Regions from separate parts of the Homo sapiens genome. Here region 2 is linked to region 1. Evidence: read pairs that join two places in POLR2A ChIA-PET (ENCODE). Cell type or tissue: PC-3. All regions are shown on one strand. Each heading gives the region's core, and the rest is flanking DNA. Links, peaks and the distances in the headings are about the cores only. Region 1 overlaps HIP1 (huntingtin interacting protein 1). Region 2 overlaps HIP1 (huntingtin interacting protein 1).

What was found. Peaks named below come from ENCODE experiments on the same cell type or tissue, not always from the same donor. Only the 100,000 strongest peaks of a DNase experiment are listed, where the experiment ranks them.
Region 2: POLR2A ChIA-PET joins it to region 1 with 6 read pairs; 4 of 35 experiments call an interaction of 5 or more read pairs at or near these places.

The regions. Positions count from the first base shown.
Region 1 is chr7:75,562,740-75,567,126 of GRCh38, forward strand. It overlaps HIP1 (huntingtin interacting protein 1), which reads right to left. Exons shown (of 31, transcript NM_005338.7): 10 at 449-524; 11 at 196-336. Among named protein-coding and RNA genes, the nearest start is that of SPDYE5, 73 kb to the left of the region's middle. In PC-3, for the core only: no CTCF peak of the experiment used is centred there; a DNase peak (open chromatin) is centred at 2,622; H3K4me3 peaks cover 362 bases; H3K27ac peaks cover 1,207 bases.
Region 2 is chr7:75,725,732-75,730,118 of GRCh38, forward strand. The region is part of intron 1 of HIP1 (huntingtin interacting protein 1); the gene reads right to left. Among named protein-coding and RNA genes, the nearest start is that of HIP1, 11 kb to the right of the region's middle. RefSeq lists an enhancer at 4,016-4,387. In PC-3, for the core only: no CTCF peak of the experiment used is centred there; a DNase peak (open chromatin) is centred at 2,750; H3K4me3 peaks cover 779 bases; H3K27ac peaks cover 1,368 bases.

The DNA.
Region 1 (4,387 bases), core at 320-4,319:
GTGAGCCACTGCACCCATTTATGACCCTTCTGGGAGCCACAGAGCAGGATGCTCAGCCTAGGTTGGTGCTAGGTGAATGAAGAGAAGCCTGAACCTGGTTAGAGTCAATGGGCTTTGGCCAGGGTCTCCCCCAGCCTCTCCCCTGTACTTGCAGGTGAGAGGAAAGGCCAAGTTTCTCTCCCAAGTGGTCCTCACCTGCTGAGAGGCATCCATGTCCATGAGGTCATCCTTCTCTAGGACTGGCTCGCTGTCGGGGGATGAGGCCTCTGCAGGGATCACCACCACAGGGCTGATATGTTCTGACAGGGCTGAGGCTCGCAGGAAGTTGGGTGGGTTCTGAAGACGGAGACACATCCTCAAATAGTGCTTGCTTGCCAGGCCCCGCCGGCCCTTAAGAGAGTACCTGGGGCCTCTGCAGTGCCGAGGGTGTGTGGTTGGGCATGCTTACCTCAGGCAGCTGGGGGATCTGAATGAGCCGCTTGAAGTACTGCAGGTTGCTGGAGCGGTAGAACAGATCTTTCAACCTAGGGGTGGAGAAGGACCTGAGGGGTGCTGGGTGTCTTCATCAGCCCCATGTAGGGGACAGAGCAGCCACCTGGCTTTCCTGCCCCCTCCCCAGCCCAAAGGCACAGGCTGTCAAGGAGATAAACTCCATGGTGCTGGGATTCAATTATGATGCTGCAGAGGATTATTTAAAGCTGGTCCTCAGTGACCTGCTGGTGAGGAAAGAGTAATTCATGCTACAAATCCTTTGGAAGAGTAGATAATCAAAAAGCTAATTTCTTCATTGCTGTAGAACACATGTTGTTATTTTGCAGATTTAACTTCCGAGGAGTGTTTGGTTTAGAGTAACATTAAAAGAAATTGACTTTCTCTGAGGATAAGCCATCTAACCATAGGAAAAGGGAAGGGAATTTTACTACAAAGGTAGCTCTCTTCTTTCATTACTTCTCTTTGTTTTTGGACTATTTGTTCTCTCCACAATTAAGACTATAAGTTCCTGGGAAGTGGGGACTGAGCTCCGCTGAGCTGTTTCCCATAATGCCAGGGACAGGGCAGCCGTTCAATAAACACTTGGAGAATTACAATCGTTTGGTACTATGTCCTAATCTTGGGTGGATATGCACATGAAGAAACCAATATTTTTTTTCTCTCTCTCTCTCTTTTTGTAGAGGCAGGGTCTTGCTCTGTCACCCAGGCTAGAGTGCAGTGGTGCAATCAGAGCTCATTGCAGCCTTGAATTCCTGGGCTCAAGCAGTCTTCTGCCTCAGCCTCCTGAGTAGCTAGAATTACAGGGATGCACCACCATGCCTGGCTAATTTTTAATTTTTTGGTAGAAACAGGCTCTTGCTGTGTTGCCCAGGCTGGTCTCAAACTCCTGGCTTCAAGCAATCCTACTGCCTTGGCCTCCCAAAGTGCTGGGATTACAGGCATGAGCCACCACATCTGGCAAAATCAACATCTTTTTCTCATTCTCAAATCTCTATTTTGAATCTAAACACTGAAGACCAAGAAACCTAAGAGAATCCAGACTTATATATTCTTCATTTTTATTTTGTTTGTTTATTTTTTGAGATGGAGTGTCGCTCTTATTGCCCAGGCTGGAGTGCAATGGCGCGATCTCGGCTCACTGCAAGCTCCACCTTCCAGGTTCAAGGGATTCTCCTGCCTCAGCCTGCTGAGTTGCTGGGATTACAAGCATGTGCCATCATGCCTGGGTAATTTTGTATCTTTAGTAGAGATGGGGTTTCTCCATGTTGGTCAGGCTGGTTTCGAACTCCCGACCTCAGGTGATCCGCCCGTCTCGGCCTCCCAAAATGTTGGGGTTATAGGCGTGAGCCAATGTGCCCTGCCTATTTGTAAATATTTTTTTGAGATTGGGTCTTAGTCTGTCGCCCAGGCTGGAGTATAGTGGCAAAATCATAGCTCACTGCAGCCTTGACCTCCCTGGGCCCAAGGGATCCTCTCACCTCAGCCTCCAAGTAGCTGGGAGTACAGGTGTGTGCCACCACACCTGGCTAATTTTTTGTGTGTTTTTGATAAAGATGGGGTCTCTCTATGTTGTCCAGGCTGGTCTCAAACTCCTGGGCTCAAGCCATCTACCCACCTTGGCCTTCCAAAGTGCTGGGATTATAGGTGAGAGCCACCATGCTTGGCCTGTTTTAATTTTTTTAGAGACAAGGTCTTGCTGTGTCACCCAGGCTGAAGTGCAGTGGAACGATCAAGGCTTGCTGCAATCTCAACCTCCTGGGCTCAAGCGATCCTCCCACCTCAGCCTCCTGAGTAGCTGGAGTTAACTACATCTATTCTGAGATGAAAGGGGTACATGGGCCTTAAATCCTTTGGCCTGCAACAATGAACTTTCTCCAGCTTAGTCCAATAAACGAAACCCCCAGGGTCTCGTTACAGCCTGTCAGATCCCAAGACTTAGGCCTGTCTCTGTCTCTGTGACATCACTGCTGCTTCCCCTGAATTCAAGGACAGTGAGGTCTCAGACAGCAGCCGTGTCTGTGTGGAACAGCAAAGTGGCTACTCAGGGGAGATGTTTTTCTAAGCTAGAAGCAAATGAAAGGAAATGAAATCACCTGACCACACATCCCCATCTTGCTGGTTTGGAGCCAACAGTAACAGGCTCAACTGCTTTCACAAGCTACCGGAATTTGACATTCCAGGAAATCAGCCTCAGGGCCTGTCTCCTTGGACTAAAGAAGCCATTTATCACAGAATATGTACTCGGCTTCTCAAATGGAACAGGGGTACCAGGAGGTGGGTACAACCACACACTTGTCCTTCGCTTGCTCCTGGGGAACCAGGCAGAGAAGCTGAAACTTGGCATTTGGGAGTTATGGTCAAGGGTGAGGAAATTAACAGGAAAAACAAGAGAGTGCACTTTTACACAGCTAAGTCAGGAGGCCCTTCTCAGCCCCCTCTGTCCTCCCAACTCTCACTCTATTATCCTTCCCTTTTGCCTGGTTTCGCCTCCCCTCCCCTCCTTTCCTTTTTTTTTTTTTGGATGGAGTCTTGCTCTGTTGCCCAAGCTGTAGTGCAGTGGCATGATCTCAGCTCATTGCAACCTCTGCCACCTGAGTTCAAGCAATTCTCCTGCCTCAGCCTCCTGAGTAGCTGGGATTACAGGGCTAATTTTTGTATTTACAGTAGAGACAGGGTTTCATCATGTTAGCCAGGCTGCTCTCAAACTCCTGACCTCAAGCGATCCACTTGCTTCGGCCTCCCAAAGTGCTGGGATTACAGGTGTGAGCCACTGCACCCAGCCTAAGTAAAGATCTTTTGTTTTTGTTTTTGTTTTGAGATGGAATCTCATTCTGACGCCCAGGCCTGAGTGCAGTGATGTGATCTTGGCTCACTGCAACCTCCACCTCCTGGGTTCAAGCGATTCTTCTGCCTCAGCCTCCCGAGTAGCTGGGATTACAGGTGTGCACCACCATGCCCTGCTAATTTTTTAGTAGAGACGGGGTTTCACCATGTTGGCCAGGCTGGTCTTGAACTCCTGACCTCAAGTGATCTGCCCACCTCGGCCTCCCAAAGTGCTGGGATTACAGGCATGAGCCACTGCACCCGGCTGGTGTTAGCAACTTTTATTGAGGCGGCAGTGCACAGCCAGCAGCGGAGGTCCTGTTCCTTGCAGCGCAGGGCTACTCCATACGCAGTGAGCCCAGAATAGCAGCTGTTACATTTATACCCACTTTTAATTATATGTAAATTAAGGGGCAGATTATGCAGAAATTTCTAGAAAAAAAGTGGTAAATTCCAGATTGTCAGGTTATTGCCATGGAAAGGGGCGCTAACTTCCGGATGTTGCCATAGCAATGGTAAACTGTCACTGCACACTGGTAGGTGTGTCTTATGCAGAGGTGCTTCCGCCCTTTCCCTGTTTTACTTGTCCTTAATTTGGTCCGATGCCCAAGCCCTGCCTCCAGAGTCCAGTCTCCCATCCCACCTCAGAAGCAGGTCATATTTGTAGGGTATCAACCAAACCTGCTAGTGGATTGGACATGGGGGATGAGGAAAATGGTGACTTCCAGATCTCTGGCCTAAATGGATGATGGCAGTATTTGTTGAGATAGAAAAGAATGGGGAGGGGCTGGGCACAGTGACTCGCGCCGGTAATCCCATCACTTTGGGAGGCAGATCACTTGAGGTCAGGAGTTCCAGACCAGCCCGGCCAACATGGTGAAATCCTGTCTCTACTAAAAATACAAAAATTAGTCGGGCATGGTGGTGGGCGCCTGTAATCCTAGCTACTGAAGAGGCTGAGGCAGGAGAATCACTGGAGATGGGGAGGCTGAGGTTGCAGTAAGCCAAGATCACACCACCGCACTCAAGCCTGGGTGACAGAGCGAGACTCTGTCTCAAAAACAAAAACAAA
Region 2 (4,387 bases), core at 258-4,257, 160 kb after region 1:
TTCACGGGCTTTTGGTGTGTTTGCAGGTTGGGACTATTATAAAATATGATTATGAATATTCTTCTAAATGTCTGTGGGTGCATGTGCTATGCATTTTTTTTTTTTTTTTGAGACTGAGTCTCACTCTGTTGCCCAGGCTGGAGTGCAGTGGCACAATCTCGGCTCACTGCGTCTCCATCTCCCGGATTCAAGCAATTCTCCTGCCTCAGCCTCCCTGTAGCTGGGATTACAGGCATGTACCACCATGCCCAGTTTTTGTTTGTTTGTTTGTTCGTTTGTTTGTTTGTAGTTTAGCTGAGACGCGGTTTTACCATGTTGACCAGGCTGGTCTGGAACTCCTGACCTCAAATGATCTGCCTGCCTTGTTATCACAAACTGCTAGGATTGCAGGCGTGAGCCACCGCGCCCAGCTGTGCTTGCATTTCTGTTGGATATATAACTAGCAGTGGTATGGCTAAATTACTGAGGATGCCTGTCTTTAGTTTTAGCATAACACTAGACATTATCCAATGTGGTTGCCCCAGTTTACAGTCCCACCTGCAGTGCCTGGGCATTTTTTTTTTTTTCTTTGAGACGGAGTCTCGCTCTGTCTCCCAGACTGGAGTGCAATGGTTCGGTCTTGGCTCACTGTAACCTCTGCCTCCCGGGTTCAAGCGATTCTCCTGCCTCAGATTCCAGAGTAGCTGGGACTACAGGCACATGCCACCACACCTGGCTAATTTTTTGTATTCTTAATAGAGACAAGGTTTCACCTTGTTAGCCAGGCTGATCTCGAACTCTTGACCTCGCGATCCGCTCACCTTGGCCTCCAAAAAGTGCTGGGATTACAGGCATGAGCCACCATGCCTGGCCGGGCATTTTTATCACCCCACGTCCTTGCCAATGCTTGGCACTGTCAAGTTTTCTTTTTTTAATATTTTTAATTTCAGCCATCCTGATGGGCATGTAGAGGTATCTCATTAAATGTTTTTCTTTTTTTTTTTTTTTTGGTAGACAGAGTCTCGCTCTGTCCACCAGGCTGGAGTGCAGTGTACGATCTCCATCTCGGTTCACTGCAACCTCCGCCTCCCAAATAGCTGGGATTACAGGCACGCCCCACCATGCCTGCCTAATTTTCATATTTTTAGTAGAGATGGGGTTTCACCATGTTGGCCAGGCTGGTCTCGAACTCCTGACTTCGGGTGATCTGCCCAACTCAGCCTCCCAAAGTGCTGAGATTACAGGTGTGAGCCATTGTGCCTGGCCAGTACCTTATTAAATGTTAATTTGCATTTTCCTGATTGCTAATGAAGCTGCACACCATTTCATAAGTTTATTGGCCATTTGTTTATCCCCTTTCATTAAGTATCTCCTGCTTATTTTTTTTTAAATTAAGTTTGTCTTTTTGTTTGTTTTTGAGACACAGGTCTCACTGTGTCACCCAGGCTGGAGTGTAGTGGTGTGATCATGGCTCACTGCAGCCTTGACCTCCCCAGGTCCCTGGCATCAGTCTCCTAGGCCGAGTAGCTGGGACTATAGATGTACACCTAAGTTTTTGTATTTTTTGTACAGGCGGGTTTTCACCATGTTGCTTAGGCTGGTCTCGAACTTCTGGGCTCAAGGGATCCGCCCACCTCAGCCTCCCAAAGTGCTAGGATTACAGGCATGGGCCACAGTGCCTGGCCTTTTCTTTCTTTCTTTTTTTTTTTTTAAAGTTTTTTGTTTGTTTCTCTTAAATTTTTTACATATTCTGGATATAGGCCCTTTGATAATTATGTGTGTTGCAAATATTTTCTTCTGGGAGGAATTTTCAGTGTCCAAATAAGTCAACCAGAAAAGACTTAGAAAAATAAGGCTGGGCGCAGTGGCTCACGCCTATAATACCAGCACTTTGGGAAGCCCAGGCGGGTGGATCACCTGAGGTCAGGAGTTCGAGACTAGCCTGGGCAACATGGTGAAACCCCGTCTCTACTAAAAATAGAAAAATTATCCGGGCATGGTGGCATGTGCCTGTAGTCCCAGCTATTCAGGAGGCTGAGACAGGAGAATTGCTTGAATCCAGGAGCAGGAGGTTGCAGTGAGCTGAGATTACACCACTGGATTCCAGCCTAGGTGACAAAGCGAGACTCCATCTCAAAAAAAAAAAAAAAAAAACTTAGCAAAATAAATGTCTGTACCTTTTCTAAGTCACACATATCTAAGCCACTGACCCGGCTTCCGCTTTAAAGGGAGATACAGAAAGAAAGTATAAAATTTGGGGCCAGACAAGCCAGGTTCAAACCTCAGTTCTGCCACTTCCTGAGTGCTCTCAAACAAGTCTTTTAATCTCTCTGAGCCTCAGTGTCTGTATTTGAAAACTGACCACAACCATCTACTGCATGCTTGCTCTGTGGCTTCAAAGGAGTAATGTGTCAACATGCCTTTAAACGATAGTGTTACTTGTGTTAAACACAAGCCATAGGCCACACTGGCTTCCTGAGCTGTCTTGTGGCAGTATTAGCAGAGGCAGCAGCAGCAACCTTTCTGATCCAAGAAAAGATGCCATTCTCTCTTCCTCTGAGCCAGCAGACACCTTAAATCACGGTCCCTCTCCCCTCACAAGTCCTGCCCACACACTGGGAACAGAGCTCCTCCCTGGCTGCCCAGGCAGGAAAACAGGAAACAGCCACCACCCTGCCGGGAGGTGGGGCTGACAAGTTCTCTTTCCCAGGTGGGCATCTCTCCAGGTCATCAACCCTCCTTGATGCAGGAGGAGAGCTGGCTGCCAGCCCACTGCACAAGGCTGTGCCCGCTGCCACACCCAGGTCTCCGCCACACCTCGCCTTGAGGCAGTGGAATAAGTGGGCCAATGAATGGGGAGCAGAAAACAGTCTTCATCAGTGCCTTGCAGAAGTGCCAGAGGGGGAACCCTTTCAGTGCCCAAGTGGGGCAGGGAATCTGATCTCCTGGGCCATAGGGACACGCCCCATCCTTCTTAACGTGCAGCACCAACCCTTTATTTTTATTTTTTTTAATCTTCTTTTTCAGAGATGGGGTCTCTGCACTCCAGCCTGGGAGACACAGCGAGACTCTGTCTCAAAAAAAAAAAAAAAAAAAAAAGGACAGGGACCAGGGACCAGGGACGAGGGACCCTGATGGTGCCATATCAGGCAGGGTCTCAGAGAAGGCAGCAAAAGTTTTTGAAAAAGGGCAGTTATAAAAGTAGTTGTCAGTGAAGGGGGAGTATGGTGGGGGGAAGTGGGGTGAAAAACTACCTATGGGGTACTATGCTCACTACCTAGGTGACAGGATCATTCATACCCCAAAACTCAGTGACATGCAGTTTACCCATGTAACAAGCCTGCGCATGTACCATCTGAACTTAAAAGTTGAGGAAAAAAAGTGTAGAGGAAACAGAAGAAAAAAAAAAACCAAAATTCTAACAAGTGAATAAAAATAAGAAACTAGAACAGGAAAAAAAAAAAAAGAAGAAGCATTGTTGGGCCAGGTGCAGTGACTCAATAATCCCAACAATTTGGGAGGCTGAGGCGAGAGGATCGCTTCAGGCCAGGAGTTTGAGACAAGCCTGGGCAACGTAGTGAGATCTTGTCTCTGCAAAAAAAAAAAAAAAAAAAAAAAAAAAATTAATTAGCTGGGTGTGGCAGCACATACCTGTAGTCCCAGCTGCTCAGGAGGCTGAGGTGGGAGAATCACTTGAGCCCAGGAATTCGAGGCTGCAGTGAGCTATGATCGCATCACTGCATTCCAGCCTGGGCAACACAGCAAGACTCTATCTCTTAAAAAACAAAAAAGCGGCCGGGCGCAATGGCTCACGCCTGTATTCCCAGTACTTTGGGAGGCTGAGGTGGGCAGATCACCTGAGGTCAGGAGTTCGAGACCAGCCTGGCTAACATGGCAAAACCTAGTCTCTTCTAAAAGTACAAAAATGAGCTGGGCATGGTGGCAGGCGCCTGTAATCCCAGCTACTCAGGAGGCTGAGGCAGGAGAATAGCTTGAACCCAGGAGGCAGAGGTTGCAGTGAGCCGAGATCGCGCTACTGCACTCCAGTCTGGTTGACAAGAACGATACTCTGTCTCAAAACAAAACAAACAAACAAACAAAAATCACAGTGTTGGATTTGAGGGACACTGTCCAGAACAGGTGATTTAGAGGGCAGGCAGGATGAGATGACAAAAATCCAGGCAAGATGTAATAAGAGCAGGAAATGCAAGATTCACAGGATGAATGGGTGAGACAAGTCTCACAGAGGCACTCAACAGAATGCGGCTGTGAGGGCAGGAAGGAGGGAGGGCTCAGAACTGACACCAGAGAGAAGGTGGGGACCATTGTCCTGCCATGGGGCCGCCCGAGGGGGTACAGTTGTCCAGTGGGAAGTGGTCACTCAGGCTGGGAAGTCAGGAGGGAGATG